Regions from separate parts of the Homo sapiens genome. Here region 1 is linked to region 2. Evidence: read pairs that join two places in POLR2A ChIA-PET (ENCODE). Cell type or tissue: Panc1. All regions are shown on one strand. Each heading gives the region's core, and the rest is flanking DNA. Links, peaks and the distances in the headings are about the cores only. Region 1 overlaps TOP6BL (TOP6B like initiator of meiotic double strand breaks). Region 2 overlaps PC (pyruvate carboxylase).

What was found. ChIA-PET counts read pairs that join two places held together with the same protein. Peaks named below come from ENCODE experiments on the same cell type or tissue, not always from the same donor. Only the 100,000 strongest peaks of a DNase experiment are listed, where the experiment ranks them.
Region 1: POLR2A ChIA-PET joins it to region 2 with 10 read pairs; 2 of 35 experiments call an interaction of 5 or more read pairs at or near these places.

Annotation. Positions count from the first base shown.
Region 1 is chr11:66,810,159-66,821,047 of GRCh38, reverse strand. It overlaps TOP6BL (TOP6B like initiator of meiotic double strand breaks), which reads right to left. Exons shown (of 15, transcript NM_001302084.2): 8 at 7,033-7,183; 9 at 4,849-4,995. Among named protein-coding and RNA genes, the nearest start is that of RCE1, 28 kb to the left of the region's middle. RefSeq lists an enhancer at 7,687-8,470. In Panc1, for the core only: no CTCF peak of the experiment used is centred there; a DNase peak (open chromatin) is centred at 5,247.
Region 2 is chr11:66,937,993-66,948,881 of GRCh38, reverse strand. All of the region lies in intron 3 of PC (pyruvate carboxylase), which reads left to right. Among named protein-coding and RNA genes, the nearest start is that of MIR3163, 8.9 kb to the right of the region's middle. In Panc1, for the core only: no CTCF peak of the experiment used is centred there; no DNase peak of the experiment used is centred there.

The DNA.
Region 1 (10,889 bases), core at 926-8,925, 130 kb after region 2:
AACCATGAGCGAGGATAACTACTTCAAGATTGCTGTTCATGTGCTTTGAGTCAGGACTGGGAGTGGGAAAGATGCCTCTTGGAAGAAGAGACCCCTACATATCCACAAATAATTACCTTTTTTTAGACAAAATCTCCCAGCAACTTACACACCTACCTAATTCCCACTCATAAATCTAAGAAAGCTCAGGAAAATTAAGGTGGAGAATGACATTATTTTTTAAAGAAACAAATAAGGGATCCTGTTTAATTCATAGCAGAAATATATACCATGTACTATAAACAACAATCCCAGTGACTCCCAAAGGAGAGGAGAAAGGGAGAAGCAAAGGTCCTATAGAGTGTGTCTAACCCTACTCTACGTCTATGTGAACATCACTGTTGTGGCAGTGCTTTCAGACGTACTGTGGTAAAGAAAAGGTTAAAATTCACAGAGATGACACAGAACTGTTGGTATGAGGTCCTTTTAAATGGGAGATTATCTCTGTTAAAGTAACCACAGGCACCACTGCTCAGTCTCATTCAGAAAAGCTAATATGTGAGAGCAACAGGCAAAAAAACTATGCCATCAAACAATAGGCCACCATTTAATGATCCCGATGCAGCAGGCACAGGAAGCCAAATTTACAGGTCACCTGGAGAAAATCCTTCTTGATTATTCTTTGTTTTCAGTGTTCAGAATTCTATGGGAAGCAGCCTAAAACTGGCTGGCTTTTTCCAGGACTGTATTAAAAATGCAAACCAGAAGAACATTTTCTACCACAAGGCACCATGATCCTTTCCTGGTAGGGAACGTAATATATGGTAAGCTCAAAAGGATTCTGGAGCTGGAGTCAGGGAGAACATAGATTCTAGGGCCAATTCTGCCATCAACTAGTGGTGATGAAATCTTTTCTTCAGTATAGAAAATGGCTTTATACCACCTGCTCTCACAGGTATGTTGTGTAGATAAACTGCGATAATGTACACAAAGTGTTTTGTGGGTTTTGTTGCCCAGCCTGGAGTGCAGTGACACGATCTTGGCTCACTGCAGCCTCGACCACCGGGGCTCAAGTGATCCTCCCACCTCAGCCTCCCGAATAGCTGGGACCACAGGTGTACACCACCACCATGCCTGGCCAATTTTTTTTTTTTTTTTTTTTTTAAGACAAGAGTTTTGCTCTTGTTGCCCGAGCTGGAGTGCAATGGCGTGATCTCGGCTCACTGCAACCTCCGCCTCCTGGATTCAAGTGATTATCTTGCCTCAGCCTCCCGAGTAGCTGGGATTACAGGCGCCTGCCACCACACCCAGCTAATTTTTGTATTTTTAGTAGAGACGGGGTTTCGCCATGTTGGCCAGACTGGTCTCAAACTCCTGACCTCAGTGTGATCCGCCCGCCTCGGCCTCCCAAAGTGCTGGGATTACAGGTGTGAGGGACCATGCCCGGGCAAATTTGTATATGTAGAGACGAGGTCTCGCTGTGTTGCCCGAGCTGGTCTTGAACTCTTGGGCTCAAGCGGTCCTCCTGCTTTGGCCCCTCAAAGTATTGGGATTACAGGAGCCAAGCCACAGTGCCTAGCCCATGAAGTGTTTTGAAATGTACACTGTACAGTTTCAAAATATTGCTATTGCTATGTTAATGTATCATCTAGATTGGTATTTTCCATAGTTTGGTTTTAAGAACAGCTTCAAGAAATCAGATCTCTTTTGAAAGCAGACATTTAATTTAAAAGTCAAAGTTCATTCCTAAAACTTTTGACCACCAAATGCTTTTGACATTGGGGAAAATAATGAGTTAGTCACAAGAAAAAAAAAATGAGTTAATCACAGAAAAGTTACCATGACAAGGTAGGTGGGCATAAGGCCAATTAAGTAATTTTCTTAAAGACACATGGAAACAGACTAACTTTGCACCATCTGTTTCCTAAAAAAGAGGCTCTAGAGAAAGCTTTTAAGGATATGAGAAAGAAAAGGGGGAAGAGAAGGTAAAATTATCACTATGTCTATATCTACCTTCCCTCACTGTGCATCTTCTTCAGAGGCTAGTCTTAAATTACCAGATGTGTAAGATGGGAGAGCCTTACTGTGTTTACTAATACATTGATGAATTTCTTTTAAATCCAATACTGAGTACAACAACTGAGATACTGCAGGCCTTCAGGGTCAAGCTAAACAGAAGTGTACAAATTATCACAGTAGTTCAGGAATGATAATACTGTGTTTCTGAGGAATCTGAGTTCTTAAGGAATGTTCTTTAGGGCTCAGAACATGTTATCAGGCTTGCATTATCCAAGGATTACCTTCTGACAGACCTTAAAAAAAGCCTGCCAGAAGGTAGCAGATCTTAAGTCTTAAGAGGGTTTTAGACCTGGAAGGGCCTTTGATGGGGCCTAGCCTAACAATCTCATGTTAAAGATATGAAAAGGGAGGCTCAGATTTACGTGACATACTTCCCAAAAATCATTGAGGAAGTTGGTATCAGTGCTAAAATTAAACCCAGGTCTCTTGATTCCACCCTGATGTCTTTTCCACAATAATCAGCTGCTGCTCTTACCAACCTCTGTCTATGTGAGCATAAGCCACAGGGAACAGCCCCAGGAATCCTCACATTAGTTTAGGTATCTTCTATTTTCCATTCCCCTGGTGTTAATCATCAGAACGGCGGTACACCAAAGACCATTAGCTCCTCAAATAAAGAGCTACAAGCCAGAGCCCCAGGAAACAGTGCTTCTCTCCTAGTGTGTACAGCATGTGTTGGGAAAAGGCAGGGAAAAGTTTGCCTTATCTTACTTCTGAGAGGCTCAGAAGGAAGGTAGAAGGAAGAATACCACAGCCAACAATGGTTTGTTCAATAAATAATTGACACCAGTCAACATGAGCTCTTTTGATCTGGTGTAAGCAGTCTCTTTTTTCTTATGACTCAGTAGGAGCAGGGCCACACCAAATAGCACTAGAGTGCCTGGAGAATAGAGTCCCACGAAAACACATTGGCCCATAGAGAAAGGAGAACAGAGACATATCAGAAGCACCAAAAGGGAGGCTTACGAACCTTTCCCCAAATTTGTATAAGCTCCACTTCTCCTTGTAACTTTCCTCAAAGATTAGGAGGGCATTGAGAAACACTTAAATTTATGTCCCAGGGTTTATTGGATTAAAATGCAGAAGTCAACTCCTGCTCATGCTCAGTGGTTTTCAAATTTTACTCTATTTAAGAATCACTTGAGGCCAGTGCGATTGCTCATGCCTGTAATCCCAGCACTTTGGGAGGCCGAGGTGGGAGGATCACTTGAGCCCAGGAGTTCAGACCTTGCCTCTACAATAATAATAATAATGGCCTGGTGTGGTGGCTCACACCTGTAATCCCAGTACTTTGGGGGGCTGAGGCGGGTGGATCACGAGGTCAGGAGTTCGAGACCAGCCTGACCAACATGGTGAAACCCCATCTCTACTAAAAATACAAAAATTAGCCAGGTGTGGTGGCGTGTGCCTGTAATTCCAGCTACTCAGGAGGCTGAGGCAGGAAAATTGCTTGAACCCGGGAGGTGGAGGCTGCAGTGAGTCAAGATCACGCTATTGCACTCCAGCCTGGGCGACAGAGGGAGACTCTGTCTCAAAAATCATCATCATCATCATCATCATCATCATCCAGTGATTCTGATGCATGTGTTTCATGGACCAGAAAATGAAACCACTGTTTTATCTCTATCATAGATAACCTTTCTGATTGATAACAAATTGTCACCCATCTAATAGATAAACACCAAAGGTTCCCTGTTGCATACCTGAATAAGAACAGGTGTGCATTTTTTAAATCCACCTGGAAAGGCAGCATGATGATGAAAAGTTCCCAAGCCTTGCTGTACATCAGAATCACCTGAGAAGTGATTTTATTTTATTTTATTTTATTTTATTTCTTGAGACAGAGTCTCAATCTCTTGTCCAGGCTGAAGTGCAGTGGTACAATCTTGGCTCACTGCAACCTCTGCCTCCTGGGTTCAAGAGATTCTCCTGCCTCAGCCTCCTGAATAGCTGGGATTACAAGAAGCTGCCACCATGCCAGCTAATTTTTGTATTTTTAGTAGAGATGGGGTTTCGCCGTGTTAGCTAGGCTGGCCTTGAACTCCTGGCTGCAAGTGATCCACCCACTTCAACCTCCCAAAGTGCTGAGATTACAGGCATGAGCCACCGCACCCAGCCTGAGAAACTTTAAAAACATACTGACAAGCACTTGGGGATGCCGAGGAAGGAAGATTACTTGAAGCCAGGAGTTCGAGAACAGCCTGGGCAACAAAGCAAGACCTCCATACAAAAAATAATAATACAAAATATAATTGAAAAAGTTATCCAGGTGCACTGGCATGCATCTGTAGGCCCAGCTACTTGGGAGGCTGAAGCGGGAGGACCACATGAGCCCAGGAGTTTGATGTTGCATTGAGCTATGCTCGCGCAACTGTACTCCAGCCTGGACGACAGAGCATCTCTAAAAATAAAAAAAATTTAAAAACATACTGAACCCTAAGCCCCACCTCAGTCCATCTGGAAATCAGAATCTCTGGGGAGTAAGCATTTTAGATGCTCTCCAGGTAATATATTGTGCGGCTAACGTTGAAAACCGCTGATCCCTAGGGAGCAATATATGAAGTATCTGCTGATTTCTGGCCAACCAGACTAGAAATGTCATCATTTAAGCGATGCATCAATATATGAATCTTTTCTATAGGATATGTTCATTTTATTAAGCAAGGTTTTTCACTGAACTTATTTATTCTACAGAAATATATCTAATTTAGATGTGTGCATTACACAAAGTTTCCCTCTCTCTTAGCATTTGGCACACCCCAGCTGGCAACCCCATTCTCTTATACTTACCCCAGATTTCCATTTGCTGGACTGGAAATGCACTGTGGAAATCCACAAAGAGAAAAAGCAGCAGAGTTTGTCCTTGAGGATCCATAGTCTGAGACTGATCCTCCTCACTGGATTCCACCTGATAACTCACATCTGGAAGCACCAAATCTAGAGGACAAGATATTACACGAATTTCTAAGATAAGTAAAGCTCTTGAAATACAAAGTGACTACAGAACCTGTATTCTGAACAAAGAAGGATCTGAGAATAGGAGATCTAAATCTGAACACCCATTTACCCTCCTGAACCTGTTTCTCTATCCACATGATGGAAGCAAATCATAATGACTCACAGGAAGAACATTAAAATAGTAACTATGTGTGTAAAATGCAAGCCAAACAGCACTCCTTTACATTACTGAGAAGCTCTACACAATAAATTCATTGATTCCTTGTACAACTTTCTAAGGCAGGTATGGCTGGTAAGAGGTTAGATTCACCTGAGTGTAATGACAACAGCTAATTTGTGTTATGTGCCAGGTACTGCATCAAATGCTTATGTACTATTTCAACATTTAGACTTCACAACAACAGTATCGGATAGAACCTATTCTTATGCCCTTTTACAGATAAGAAAAGAGGCACAGATAGGTTAAATACCTCGTCCAACGGGAGCCAGTAGGTGGTGGAACTGAGTTCTAGACTTTGCTAGACTGACTAAAAAACCTGTTCTCTTAGCCCCAATACTATATATTTGTATCCCCAAATGTAATCCATTGCCCAGTGGTCACTTTCTAGCACCTTGATCCTTTAGAATACAATCAGGATAGTCCCATATTTCAGATCCATGTAGAGAAGTACCTCCATGTGGATCCTGGTTCTGTCCTTTAGAGTAATAAGGGAGGGAGATGAGAGGACATTTCCTACGTTATTCATTTCCAAAGTTAACTGAGAAAGTTCAGGACCATGAATTGGCAAAAAACTAAACCAGCAAAGCCCAAAAACAAAAATGAAAGAGAAAAGGAGGTATGGCGATCCCTAGAAATTCACCAGTCATATCTCTATTCGAAATCGGTGGAGTCTATCATTCCCTCTAAGATACTGCCCCATCCCAGTAGGCTTCAATGTTCTCATACCAGTCATAGCCGCAGAATACCTCTTCCCTACTGGTCGTCTTCTTCAGGAGCCAGACGACCAGACTACCTTCTAAATTTCAAAGGATTCTAGTTAGAACAGTCAATCTCAAAACTGCAACCCCTCCTAGATATCAGCCCATGGTCGCATACTCCAATTTCCCAGTTTTATTAGCTCAGTTATTAACCTCCAGCTTTTAGCATGATTCACCCAAAGCTGGTGTGGTTAGAGCTTATGGGAATATTACAGCCAGCTTCCTAGGCCTAATACTATTACATCTTGCATTTGTATGCGTTTTAACTTTTTCTAAGGAATTTTATGTGGATTTTCTCAGTTCATTATGAAGCATTTCTCTTCCACAGTAGTTCAGAGGTATCATTGCTCCCTTACTCACCTTTGTAAAGGCCCAGAGTTGACAGATTAGGTACATTAGAAATCCTCTGAACAAGTATCTAACAGAAGGACCAGGAATAGAGGAGGCAGCAGAGGAAGTAAGAGGAGAACCAGTATCAACATGCAATGCCAGGCCGGGTGCGGTGGCTCACACCTGTAATACCAGCACTTTGAGAGGCTGAGACAGGTGGGCCACTTGAGGTCAGGAGTTCAAGACCAGCCTGGCCAACATGGGGAAACTCTGTCTCTACCAAAAATACAAAAAACTATTAGCCAGGCATGGTGGTAGGCACCTGTAATCCCAGCTACTCGGAAGGGTGAGGCAGGAGGATCACTTGAACCCGGGAGGCGGAGGTTGCAGCCAGCCAAGATCATACCACTGCACTCCAGCCTGGGCAACAGAGCAAGACTCTGTCTCAAACAAAACAAAAACAAAAACAAGCAACAAAAAAAAACATGCAATGCCAAAACAAGCTCTGAAAGAGCTTGCCTGTTTGACACCTGTTTGCCTCACTTCAAGTGGTCTCTCACATTTGGCCAGACCCTGACCCCCAAACCCCAACCTGGGCCATCAGATCTCTGGTCATATTTTTATACACACGTTCTATTCATATTTCCTTTCATTTATCTAATATTCTTCAAATGTCTTAATTCCTGTGCAGAAAGAGGGAGGATATACCTCTATCCAAATTGAGATCCAAATTGGGTATCATACACAAATGGTATTTTTTCCAGTCAACTAAAGAAGAGGTATCTTTGAAGAAAGTAGTCATCGGCTGCTCCCAAGTTGACAATATCAGAGGCAGACCCAAAGGTCCATATAGAAATATGTGTAGTTGCTAAAGAAAACTGCCAAATTTTAGTATCTTATGACTATGTATTCACTTGTATAACAAACAAACAACACTGACCTGGTTTACACTCCCATAAGTGTGCTATGCAGTTACTTTTTTTTTTTTTTTGAGATGGAGTCTCGCTCTGTCGCCCAGGCTGGAGTGCAATGGCGCCATCTCAGCTCACTGCAACCTCCACCTCCCAGGTTCAAGTGATTCTCTTGCCTCAGCCTCCCAAGTAGCTGGGATTACAGGTGCATGCCACTATGCCTGACTAATTTTTGTATTTTTAGTAGAGACGGGGTTTCACCATGTTGGCCAGGATGGTCTCGATCTCTTGACCTCGTGATCTGCCCACCTCGGCCTCCCAAAGTGCTGGGATTACAGGCGTGAGCCATCATGCCCAGCCTATGCAGTTACATATTAAGCCTTTTCCACACTGAAGACAGATGTGAGGCACCAGAGATAGATCCACTAGGATCCCCAGAAATTTATTCTGGGTTTAATAAGTGTGAGCTACAGATATAATATTAAGACAGTTTATTTATTCATCCGGTTCACATGGTCATAGATTTGAAAGGCACCACAGGTTAACATTGTTTTAAGTTCTAAGTTCTTGGGGTACAAAGACAAATATCCAGATAATACCTGTCCTCAAGTTTATCATATTTACAACATGGGAGACAGACATAAAAGCCGGTAAGCTGTAATACAATGTGATACATGCTAGAAGTATATACAAGAGAATATCTTCTAGGAAGTATTTGAGTATACTTAGATTGAGAAGGAAACTTCCTCGGATTGTCTCCAAACCTATTATCTAAAACAAAGGAAGGCATGCCCCTGAAATGGTTTCTATCTCTGAACTTCCCATTCCCACTCTCACCCTACCTGTAACCCAGGGTTTCTTAACCTCTGCACTAGTGACACTTTGGGCCAGATAATTCTTCACTGCGGTGGGCAGTCCTGTGCACTATAGGATGTTTAGCAGAATCCCTGGCCTCTAGCCACCAAATGCCAGTAGCACCCTTCTTACGTTACCCCCTCCATGACAATAAAAAACGTCTCCAGACATTGTCAAATGTCCTTTAAGGACAAAATTACCCCATTAAGAACCACTGCTTAACCTTTCTTGTCCCCTGAACCAAGGCCAGAGACCAGAATGTGTGCTTTCCTTTATCTTTCATTCGTTTTCATCCTCTTTCTTATGGGGTAAACACAAGGTATTGTGAAGATTAAAATTCCTACCCAGTGGGCACTGAGGCATTATGGAAAGGCTTTATACCCATAAATGAAGTCTCCCTCACAAATCTCAGAAGGCATTAACACATGAACTAAGGCTGACTCACTGTTTAGGGCAAGGGGATTTTTAAGATGCAAACTCAGGGCCAGGCGCGGTGGCTCACACCTATAATCCCAGCACTTTGGGAGGCTGAGGTGGGCGGATCATGAGGTCAGGAGATTGAGACCATCCTGGCTAACACGGTGAAACCCCGTCTCTACTAAAAATACAAAAAATTAGCCGGGCGTAGTGGCGGGCGCCTGTAGTCCCAGCTACTAGGGAGGCTGAGCCAGAAGAATGGCGTGAACCCGGGAGGCAGAGCTTACAGTGAGCCGAGATTGCGCCACTGCACTCCAGCCTGGGCGACAGAGCCAGACTCCGTCTCAAAAAAAAAGATGCAAACTCAGAATAAGAGGGGAGTGTTTGAGGAGCCAAGATGTGCAGTTGTCTTATAATTGGGTTGTTTAAATCATTTACTTGTAATATGAAGATAGCTATAGTGGAGTTTAAATCCATCATCTTTTTTCCATTTCTTGCTTGTATTCTTTGTTTCCTTTTTCCTCTTTTCTATTTTTGGATTAGAAATTGTTTTTTACATTTTAAAAAGTGTTTTCTCTCTCTCCCCACCCTTTTATAAGACACAAGGTCTCATTCTGTTGCTCAGACTGGAGTGCAATGATGTGATCATAGCTCACTGCAGCCTCAAATTCCTGTGCTCAAGCGAGCCTCTCTCTGCATCAGCCTCCAAGGTAGTTGGGACTACAGGTGAGAGCCACCATGCCTGCCAGGAATTTTTTATAACTCCATTTTATCTCCTTTTTAAGTTATTAGTTATAACTGTTGCATTAAACCAGGGATTGCCAGGCTTTATTAGTATACAACTTTAACTTATCACAGTCTACCTTCAAATGATATTATAACAATTCATATAAAGTTTAAGAATCCAACAATATACTTCCACTTCTCTCCTCTTGGCCTTTGTGCTATTGTCACAGGTTTTATTTCCATAGATGTTATAAACCTTATACATTATATTTTTGCAGATCCATGATCAATGAACCCTAAGCATAAGAAATATGAAGAGTATAGGCTGGGCACAGTAGCTCATGCCTGTAGTCCCAGCACTTTGGGAGGCCAAGGCAGGCGGATCACTTGAGGTCAGGAGTTCGAGACCAGCCTGGCCAACATGGCGAAACCCTGTCTCTATTAAAAATACGAAAATTAGCTGGCCATGGTGGTGGGCACATGTAGTCCCAGCTACTCGGGAGGCTGAAATGGCAGAGATAGAAATCATTTCAGGGGCCTGATTGATTGAACTCAGGAGGCAGAGGTTGCAGTAAGCTGAGATCACACCACTGCACTCCAGCCTGGGCAACAGAGTGAGACTCCATCTCAAAAAAAAGAAATATGAAGAACATAGAAAATGATAGCAAGATATGTCACACACACACATGCAAAATTAGCCAGGTATGGTGGTGTACACCTGTAGTCCTAGCCACTCAGGAGGCTGAAGTGGGAAGGTCACACGAGCTTAGGAGTTCAAGGCTGCAGTGAGCTAAGATCAAGCCACTGCACTCCAGCCTGGGAAACAGCAAGACCCTGTCTCTACATAAATGAATAAAGCCTCAGTGAACTGCAGGATAACTTTAGGTGGCCTAATTCAGGAATGTGTAATTGGAGCCTGAAGGGAGAGACTTCAAGACTTGTTTTTTAAAGATTTTTTTTTTTCTGGTAAGGTACTTGTGAAAGGAAAATTAAAACTCAAGACCCCAAATCACTATGCCAAAAGGAAATAATTTAGCTGAAAGCTGAGTCATGCAAGAAGCTGTCTCTCCTTTTGTTCCTAAGCAGATAGCTACAGATAAAGGGTTAAATACCTCTACAGGTAGCTACTGTAATGTTCACCTTCTATTATATAAAGGGCCACTTTACTGAGCACAAGACAAATACATAATTGACTGTTCCCCTACTTGCTCCTTTTCTCTTGTAACATATGGATTCAATAATGTGATCATCCCCTCCATCTTTCCTCTCCAGCCTGCGTTTCCCCTTTAAATACTGAAGACCTCAAAACCATCTTTAGAGAAAGGCACAGACCTGTCTCCCAGGAACATCCTTAACCTTGGCAAAATAAACTTCTAAACTGATTGAAACCTGTCTTGGATGCTTTTTGGTTTATATACTCAAGAAGGATATTTTGTGTTTTTAAAAGGACAAAAGTATTTTGTATCTACCCGCATAGCCACCACTTCCAGTGCTCTTCCTTTTTTGGGTAGATTCAGAATTCCGTCTGGCAACATTTTTCTTCTACCTAAAAGATTTCTGTTAACATTTCTTATAATACAGGTCTTCTGGTGATAAATTCTTTCACCTTTTCTATGTCTGAAAAATTCTTCATTTTGCCTTTTTTCTCTCAGTACT
Region 2 (10,889 bases), core at 2,002-10,001:
TCCTATACCGTTTTATGTTTTGTTTGTTTATTTTTGTTTATTTTGAGACGGTCTGATTCTGTCACTCAGGCTGGAGTACAGTGGCACAGTCTCAGCTCACTGCAACCTCTACCTCCTAGGCTCAGGTGATCTTCCCTTTTCAGACTCCTGAGTAGCTGGGACTACAGGTTCAAGCCACCACACCCGGCTAATTTTTGTACTTTTTGTGGAGACGGGGTTTCACCACATTGCCCAGGCTCATCTCGAACTCCTGAGCTCAAGCAATCAGCCCGCCTTGGCCTCCCAAAGTGCTGGGATTACAGGCGTGATACATTTTAGTTTTTACAATAGCTTTATTGGAGTATTACTGAGATATAATAAGTTGCACATATTTAAAGTATACAGTTTAGTAAGTTTTAACATATGTGTACCCTTGTGAAACCATCACTGCAGTCCAGAGAGTGAACACATTCATCACCTTTGGAATTCCTCCCTCTGCCTCCTCACTCTTCAGGAAACCATGGAACTGCTTTCTGTTACTATAGGTTAGTTTCCATTTTCTGGAATTTCACATAAATTGACTCATACAGTATATATTCTTTTTTCTCTGCCTTCTTTTACTCAGCATAATTATGTTGAGATATGTCCATGTTGTTGCTTGTATTGATAGTTCATTTCCTTCTTTTTTTTTTTTTTAAGACAGAGTCTTGCTCTGTCACCCAAGCTGGAATATAGCGGCGTGATCATAGCTCACTGCAGCCTTGATCTTCTGGGCTCAAGTGATCTCCCATCTCACTGAGTAGCTGGAACTACAGGTGTGTGCCACTACGCCTGGCATATCTATCTATCTATCTATCTATCTATCTATCTATCTATCTATCTATCTATCTTTAGTAGAGATGAGATCTCGGTATGTTGCTTAGGCTTTTTTTTTTTTTTTGAGACGGAATCTCACTCTGTCGCCCAGGCTGGAGTGCAGTGGCATGATCTCGGCTCACTGCAACCTCTGCCTCCCGGGTTCAAGCGATTCTTCTGCCTTAGCCTCCCAAGTAGCTGGGACTAGAGGCGCCCACCACCACGCCCAGCTAATTTTTGTATTTTTAGTAGAGAGGGGGTTTCACCATGTTGGCCAGGCTGGTCTCGACTCCTGACCTCAAATGATCCACCCCACCTCAGCCTCGAAAAGTGTTGGGATTACCTGCGTGAGCTACCGCACCTGGCCCTTAGGCTTGTCTTGAACTCCTGAACTCAAGCAGTCCTTCCCACTTTCCACCTTGGCCTCCCAAAGTGCTGGGGTTACAGGCATGAGCCACTGTTCCTGGTCAGTTCTTTTTTTTTTTTTGAGACTGAGTCTTGCTCTGTCGCACAGGCTGGAGTGCAGTGGCACGATCTCGGCTCACTGCAAGCTCCGCCTCAACCTCCCGAGTAGCTGGGACTACAGGCACCCACCACCACACCCAGCTAATTTTGTTTTTGTATTTTTAGTAGAGACGGGGTTTCACTGTGTTAGCCAGAATGGTCTTGATCTCCTGACCTTGTGATCCTCCCGCCTCGGCCTCCCAAAGTGCTGGAATTACAGGCATGAGCCACCGCACCCAGCTTTTTTTTTTTGCTGATTTCATTATATGGGTATTACAGTTTATCCAGTCACCTTTGTTGGTCATCTCAGGTGCTTCTACTTTTTGGCATCTACAAATAAAGCTACTGTGAACATTTGTGTATAAGTCTTTGTGTGAACATATATTTCCTTTTCTCTTGGGTAAATGCCTAGGAGTGGAGTGGCTGGATCCTGTGGTAGCTGTATGTATGTTTAACTTGAACTGCCAAATTTTCTGACGTGGTTGTAGTATTTTACATTCCTACCAGCTGTGTATGAGAGTTCCAGTTTCTCTTCATCCTCCCCAACACTGGCTATGGTTAGTCTTTTAAATTTTAGCCATTTAAAAAGGTATATGGTGGTATCTCATGGTTTCAATTTGAATTTTCCTAATGATAATGATGTTGAGCATCTTGTCATGTGTTTGTCATCTGCCAGTACTGATTTTAAACTTAGTAAAATTTCTATGTAAAATCACACGTCTAAACTAACTACTCAGTTACATGTTTTTTGTTTTGAGACAGGGTCTTGCTCTGTGCCCCAGGCTGGCTTGCACTGATGCGATCGTGGCTCACTGCAGCCTCGACCTCCCATGCTCAAGCGATCCTCCCATCTCAGCCTCTTGAGTAGCTGGGACCATGGCATGCACGTCATGCCTGGCTGATTTAAAAAAAATTTTTTTTTTGAGATGGAGTCTCACTCTGTTGCCCAGGCTGGAATGCGGTTTCATGATCTTGGCCTACTTGCAACCTCCGCCTGCTGGGTTCAAGCAATTCTTCTGCCTCAGCCTCCCGAGTAGCTGGGATTACAGGCGTGGCCCAGCTAATTTTTGTATTTTTAGTAGAGACGGGGTTTCACCATATTGGCCAGGCTGATCTCGAACTCCCGACCTTGTGATCTGCCCGCCTTGGTCTCCCAAAGTGCTGGGATTACAGGCATGAGCCACTGCACCTGGCCTTTTAAAAAATTTTCTTTGTAGAGGTGGGATTTCACTGTGTTGCCAGGGCTGGTCTCAAACTGCTATCATGCGATCCACCTGCCTCAGCCTCCCAAAATCATGTGGTTACAGATGTGAGTCACCACGCCTGGCCTCAGTTACATGTTTTAATTGGAATCTCAAGACTGATTTGTTATTCTAAACAGACCATATTCTCTTAGAGTACATAAAGTAACAGACAACACACAGATTTCTTTTTTTTTTTTTTTTTTTTTTGAGACGGAGTCTCGCTCTGTCGCCCAGGCCGGACTGCGGACTGCAGTGGCGCAATCTTGGCTCACTGCAAGCTTCGCTTCCCGGGTTCACGCCATTCTCCTGCCTCAGCCTCCCGAGTAGCTGGGACTACAGGCGCCCGCCACCGCGCCCTGCTAATTTTTTGTATTTTTAGTAGAGACGGGGTTTCACCTTGTTAGCCAGGATGGTCTCGATCTCCTGACCTCATGATCCACCCGCCTCGGCCTCCCAAAGTGCTGGGATTACAGGCGTGAGCCACCGCGCCCGGCCAGATTTCTTAACACAAAAATATAAATACTATGGTTTTTATTTTCCTAGCCTTGTCTATATTTAATCTAATATTTTCCTGGAATTAGAGAAGCTTACCTAATAAGGAATTAAATACATGATTTTAAAGTATAGTAAATTATTTTTCTAATTAACTTTTGGCCTTTCTTTCTCAACTGGATGACATTTTCTTTATAATTAAAGAGACCCCTGGCAGGGATGAAACTGGACTTTGAATCTAACTGCTAAGCAGAGCCTGCTCCACTGCCACCATTTTGCCTCCAAATGGGGATGGTCTCACAGCCCATGTGCCTCAAATAGAAGTATCACATTACTAATGTCTTCCTCTTCTCATCTCATGTAACTCTGCAGTTCCGACCCGCCCCCCCAAACCATTTGAATTCAGTTAATCTATTTAAGGCTTCCTTTTTGTTATGCAGTATGGCCACAAAAATAGGTGGAACTAAATACAAAATAGATACAGTTTAGATTCTTTAGATTCTCTGTATCTCCCAAGGCTTTCTCTGACCAAGGACTAGTAAAATCATGTCTGACCCACCAGGGCTAGAATTTGAGTCCCAGTCTTCTGAGTCCATGTCTGGCATTTCCTTCCATCTCTTAAACCTTTTCAAATAAAGAGAAAGAGGGTGGTACTTAAGAGTTCTTACTTTCTGATCACGCCTGGTTACCAATAAATTATAGCATCTGGAACCAGTGCCACCTTTTTCATGTTCTTCAGTTCACGCCCCTGGAAATGGTGAGAATTTTGGCCTCTCCCTAACCTCCCGGTGGAGAGCTACCAATCTTTGGAGAGCCCATTGCCATCAAATTCTTGTTAGAAATCTGCGTCTTGGATGATAACTAGATGCAGAATTGCATTCCTGTCCTGGTCACTGGGTATGGCCCCAGGAAGCTTGTAGGTGGTGAGTGGACCTGGTTGAGAATTATTAATGCAGTTTGACCTCTCCGTTGATGTCTGATGCACATGTGGCCCAATGTGAGTAAGAGCAGAGGTTTGTAGAGTGACAAGAAAAGGACATTTGGGGGAGAAATTGGCAGGAGGCTGACTTAGGTTTTTGCGCTGCAAGAGTTTTTCGTCCCCCATTTTAAAAAATTGTGGCAAAATACATTGTCTTCATCCCTTTGGGCTGCTATAACAAAATAACCTTATTCTAGGTAATTTATAAACAATAGAAATTTATTTATTTATTATTTTTATTTATTTATTTTTTGAGACAGTCTTGCTGTGTCACCCAGGATGGATGCAGTGGTGCAATCTCGGCTCACTGCAACCCCTGCCTCCCAGGTTCAAGCGATTCTCCTGCCTCAGACTCCTGAGTAGCTGGGATTATAGGTGTGTGCCACCATGCCCAACTAATTTTTGTACTCTTAGTAGAGATGGGGTTTCACCATGTTGGGCAGGCTGGTCTCGAACTCCTGACCTCAAGTGATCCGCCTGCCTTGGCCTCCCAAAGTGCTGGGATTACAGGTGTGAGCCATTGCGGCCGGCCTGAAGTTGTTTTTTCTGAGACGGAGTCTTGCTCTGTCACCCAGGCTGGAGTGCAGTGGTGCAATCTCGGCTCACTGCAAGCTTCTCCTCCTGAGTTCATGCCATTCTCTTGCCTCAGCCTCCCAAGTAGCTGGGACTACAGGCGCCCACCATCACACCCGGCTAATTTTTTGTATTTTTATTGGAGACGGAGTTTCACCGTGTTAGCCAGGATGGTCTCGATCTCCTGACCTTGTGTTCCGCCCGCCTCGGGCTCCCAAAGTGCTGGGATTACAGGCGTGAGCCACTGTGCCCGGCCTTTTGTTCTTTTCTTTTTTTTTTTTTTTTGAGACAGTTTCGCTATTATCACTCAGGCTGGAGGGCAGTGGCTCACTGCAACCTCTGTCTCCTGGGTTCAAGAGATTCTCTGCCTCAGCCTCTCTATTAGCTGGGAATACACGCGCCTGCCACGACGCCCGGCTAATTTTTGCATTTTTTAGTAGAAACGGGGTTTCACCATGTTGAGAAATTTCTTTTTTTTTTTTTTTTTTTTTTTTTTTTTTGAGCCGGAGTCTTGCTCTATAGCCCAGGCTGGAGAGCAGTGGCGCGATCTCTGCTCACCACAAGCTCCGCTGCTTCCCGGGTTCATGCCATTCTCCTGCCTCAGCCTCCCAAGTAGCTGGGGGACTACAGGCGCCTGCCACCACGCCCGGCAAATTTTTTTTTTTTGCATTTTTAGTAGAGACAGGGTTCCATCGTGTTAGCCAGGATGGTCTCAATCTCCTGACCTCATGATCCTCATGATCCGGGCCTCGGCCTCCCAAAGTGTTGGGATTACAGGCGTGAGCCACCGCACCCGGCCGAGAAGTTTATTTCTTAACGGTTTTGGAAGCTGAGAAGTCCAAGATCAAGGCAGCAGCAGATTCGGTATCTGGTGAGGGCTTGTTCCTCACAAATCATGCTGTCTTCAGGCTGCGTCCTCACAGGGTGGAAGGGACAAGGCAGCTCCTTTTGACCGTGACCCCTTTTTTTTTTTTCCTCCGACTCCTGGGCTCAACATCTTCCCACCTCAGCCTCCTGACTAGCTGGGATTATAGGCGCCAGCCACCATGGCCAGCTCGACCTCTTTTATTAGGATGCTAATCCTACTCATAGAACAGGACCCTCATGACAACCTCCTCAAGGCCCCACCTCTTAATACGATTGCATTGGGAGTTAGGTTGAACATGTGAATTTTGAGGGGATGTCCATATAACACATGTATTATGTACACCTGATATTAAACTTACTTTTTTTTTTTTTGAGATGGAGTTTCGCTCTCGTTGCCCAGGCTGGAGTGTGATGGCATGATCTTGGCTCACCGCAACCTCCGCCTCCCGGGTTCAAGCAATTCTCCTGCCTCAGCCTCCCGAGTAGCTGGGACTACAGACGCCCGCCACCAGACCCAGCTAATTTTGTATTTCTTTTTAGTAGAGACGGGTTTTCTCCATGTTGGTCAGGATGATCTCAAACTCCCGACTTCAGGTGATCCGCCCGCCTCGGCCTCCCAAAGTGCTGGGATTACAGGTGTGAGCCATCGCACCCAGCCGAAACTTTCTTAACCATTTTCCAGCGTACAGTTCAGTGGTATTAAGTATATTTATATTGAGCAACCATCACCACTATCTGCAGACTTTTTTTCATCTTGTAAAACTGAAGCTCTGTAACCCTTAAATCCTGACTCCTCATTCTCCACTCACCCAAGCCCCTGGCACCCACCATTCTACTTTCTGTCTCTGAATTGGACTGCTCTAGGCACCTCATATAAATGGAATCATACGGTATTTGTCTTTTTGTGACTGGCATATTTCACATAGCATAATGTCCTCAAGGTTCATCCATGTTGTAGCATGTGTCAGAATTTCTTTTTTTTTTTTTTTGAGATGGAGTCTCGCTCTGTCGCCCAGGCTGGAGTGCAGTGGTGCGATCTCGGCTCACTGCAAGCTCCACCTCCCGGGTTCACACCATTCTCCTGCCTCAGCCTCCCGAGGAGCTGGGACTACAGGCGCCTGCCACCATGCCCAGCTAATTTTTTTTGTATATTTAGTAGAGACGGGGTTTCACCGTGTTAGCCAGGATGGTCTCGATCTCCTGACTTCGTGATCCGTCCACCTCGGCCTCCCAAAGTGCTGGGATTACAGGCATGAGCCACCGCGCCCAGCATTTTTTTTTTTTTTGAGATGGAGTTTCACTCTTGTTGCCCAGGCTGGAGTGCAATGGTGCGATCTCGGCTCACTACAACCTCTGCCTCCCGAGTTCAAGCGACTCTCCTGCCTCAGCCTCCCGAGTAGTTGGGATTACAGGCATGTGCCACCACACCCGGCTAATTTTATATTTTTATTAGAGACGGGGTTTCCCCATGTTGGTCAGGCTGATCTCAAACTCCTGAGTTCAGGTGATCTGCCCGCCTCAGCCTCCCAAAGTGTTGTGATTACAGGCGTGAGCCACTGCGCCTGGCCGGAATTTCTTTTTAAGGCTGAATGATGGGGGCCAGGCATGATGGCTCACACCTGTAATCCCAGCACTTTGGGAGGCCGAGGCAGGCAGATCACGAGGTCAGGAGATCGATACCATCCTGGCTAACACGGTGAAACCCCGTCTCTACTAAAAAATACAAAAAATTAGCTGGGCATGGTGGCGGGCACCTGTAGTCTCAGCTACTCGGAAGGTTGAGGCAGCAGAATGGTGTGAACCCGGGAGGCGGAGCTTGCAGTGAGCCGAGATGGCGCCACTGCACTCCAGCCTGGGCGACAGAGCAAGACTCTGCCTCAAAAAAAAAGAAAAGGCTGAATGATATTCCGTTGTATGGATTTTACTTATCCATTCATATATCTGTGGACACTTGGCTTGGTTCCATGTTTGAGCTATTATGAATAATGCTTCCATGAATATGGGTGTACAAATATCTCTTTGAGACTTTGCTTTCAGTTCTTTTGGATATATACCTGATTGCTGGGTCAATGGCAATTCTATTTTTAATTTCTCAAGAGCCTGCTATGCTATTTTCCACATCAGCTACAGCATTTTACATTTCCATTAACAGTGCATGAGGGTTCCAGTTTTTCCACATCCTCACCAACACTTTGTTGTTTTGATAGTAGCCATCCCAATGGGTATGAGGTGATATCTCATTGTAGTTTGGATTTGCATTTCCTTAATGATTAGTGATGTTGAGCACCTTTTTTTTTTTTTTTTTTTTTTAGATGGAGTCTTGCTTGCTCTGTTGCCCAGGCTGGAGTGCAGTGGCACCATGTCAGCTCACTGCAACCTCTGCCTCCTGGGTTCAAGCTATCCTCTTGCCTCAGCCTCCCAAGTAGCTTGGATTGTAAACATGCACCACCATGCCTGGCTAATTTTTGTATTTTTAGTAGAGACGTGTTAGCCAGGCTGGTCTCGATCTCCTGACCTCAAGTGACCACCTGCCTCAGCCTCCCAAAGTACTGGGATTACAGGCGTGAGCCACTGTGCCTGGCCTTGAGCATCTTGTGATGTGCTTATTGGCCATTTGTATATCTTCTATCTTCTTTGGGGAAATGTCTGTTCAAGTCCTTTGCCTTTTTAAATTTTTATTATTTATTTATTTATTTATTTTGAGACAGGGTCTTGTTCTGTTGCCCAGGCTGGAGTACAGTGGCACAGTCTTGGCTCACTGCAGCCTCGACCTCCTGGGCTGCAGTGATCCTCCCACCTCAGCCTCCCTTGTAGCTGTATTTTTTTGTATTTTGTATTTTGTAGCTGTAGTTTTTGTATTTTTTGTGGAGACAGCGTTTCACCATGATGCCCAGGCTGGTCTTGAACTCCTGAGCTCAAGTGATCTGCCTGCTTCAGCCTCCCAAAGTGCTGGGATTACAGACATGAGCCACTGCACCTGGCAAACTCCCAAAATTCAACACACACACACAAAAAACCACCTGATTCAAAATGGGCAGAGGGGCCGGGTGTGGTCCCAACTACCAGGGAGACTGAAGTGGGAGGATCACTTGAGCATGAGAAGTCGAGGCTGCAGTGAGTCGAGATTGTACGACTGCATTCCAGCCTGGACAACAGAGTGAGACCCTGTCTCAAAAAAAAAAAAAAAAAGTTTTGGGAACTTTCTATGTATTCTCGATATTAATCCCTTATCAGATACATGATTTGTAAATATTTTCTTCCATACTGTGGATTGCCTTTTTACCCCATGATAATGTCTTTTGATGCACAAAATTTTTACATTTTCTTGAAGTCCAACTTGTCTATCTTTGCTTTTTGTTGCCTGTGCCTGCCTTTGGTGTTGTATCCAAGAAATCATTGTTAAATCTAATATAAAGCTTTTCCCCTATGTTTTTTCCAAGAGTTTTGTCATTTTAGGTCTTATGTTTAGGTCATGGATATGGTGTCAGGTAAGGGTCCAATTTCATTCTTTCTCATGTGTCTCTGCAGGAGTTGTTTTTTTTTTGTTTTTTCTTGTTTTTGGTTTTTTTTTTTTTTTTTTTTTTGAGACGGAGTTTTGCTCTTGTTGCCCAGGCTGGAGTGCAATGGCACGATCTCGGCTTGCTGCAACCTCTGCCTCCCGGGTTCAAGTGATTCTCCTGCCTCAGCCTTCCGAGTAGCTGGGATTACAGGCATGCGCCACCACACCTGGCTAATTTTGTATTTTTAGTAGAGACGGGGTTTCTCCGTATTGGTCAGGCTGGTCTCAAACTCCTGACCTCAGGTGATCCACCCGCCTTGGCCTCCCAAAGTATTAGGATTACAGGCGTGAACCACTGTGTCCAGCCTCTGCAGGAGTTTTAAGTACAGTCTGTCCTCACCTGTGGCTGTGTTCCCCTTTAAGGTGGTAAAGGAGCACTGTGAGATACAGTATTTCATAGCACAGTTGTTTCTTGCTATCCCCTGGGGACTGGTTCCAAGACCCCCCTATGGATGCCAGAATCCTCCAAGATGCTCAAGTGCTTGATAGAAAATGGCATAGTATTTGCATATAACCTATGCATATCATCTTGTGTACTTTAAATCATCTCTGGATAACTTAAAATACCCAATCCAATGTAAATGCCATGTAAATAGTTCTTATACTGTATTGTTTTTATTTGTATTATTTTTTATTGTTGTATTGTCATTTTTTATTTTGCTTTTTCGAATATTTTTGATCCCCAGTTGGTTGAATGAGTGGATGTGGAACCCACAGATACAGAGGGCTGACCATATAGTAAACGAAGGCAGTGATGTCACTGAGTGACGACTCTGCTCTCAAAGAGGAGGGAAAATGTGCTTCACCATAGGGCCAGTATTAAATGACTGGGGGGTGCAGAGAAGATGAAACCTAAAATGTCAAGTCATTTAACACAGCAATTCCAGTTCTAGAAATGTAACCTGTGGTATCATGGGACAGGCGTGCAAACATATGAGGTGATAGCAGAAAATGGGAAATCACCAAAACGTACATCAGAAAATGATTGCTACATATGAAGTCTGTTCTGTGTCATATGATGTAGCCTTTAAAAATAGCTCATGTATCCTAATCAAGCTGTCACTCTAAATTTATTACCATAGGACGAGAGCTATGATGCCTTTACACAAAAAATATATATTATAAAACAGAATGTATAATATCTCATTTTTTGTTATTTTGGAATGCTATACCAACAATTTGTTCAGGTTGCTGGAGTTACAAAATTATGTGTTTAAAAAATTTTCTATATAGTATTTTTTTCTTTATAGGATGTTTTAATTTTAAGTTATCAATTTAAAAAATCTAATTAGAGAAGGGTGCAATTCATAACACTACTTGGGGCTTACGGTCGAGTACTAGGTACTTAAATATCAGAGTTTGACTCTTTTACCCCTCTTTTCCAAAAAATTGTTTTGGGGGATGAAAACCTCTTTCTAAATGCCATATGAGATATAGATTGCTGGGGAGTGGTGGAGTGAGGACTTCATAAATGCTGTTCCTCCATTTAAAGGAATGAGAAAACTGGCAAAAATGATTAAAACCAACTTTTTCAGAACTCGAGAAATTAACCAAAGGCTTGCAACAATCTAAGACACATTTATTCAGGAAAAATCGCAGAAAAAAGTTATTCTTGTTTTCAACAAAAAGTTATGAGGCATGCAAAGAAACAAGAAAGTATGGTTCATACACAGGAAAGACACAGTCTTTTCCAGCCTAGATGTTGGACTTCATAGACAATGATGTTAAATCAACTATTTTAAATTTGTCTAAAGAACTTAAGGAAAATGTGAGAAGAGTGTCTCACCAAATAGAGGGAGGCCAAGGCAGGTGGATCACGAGGTCGAGAGATCGAGAC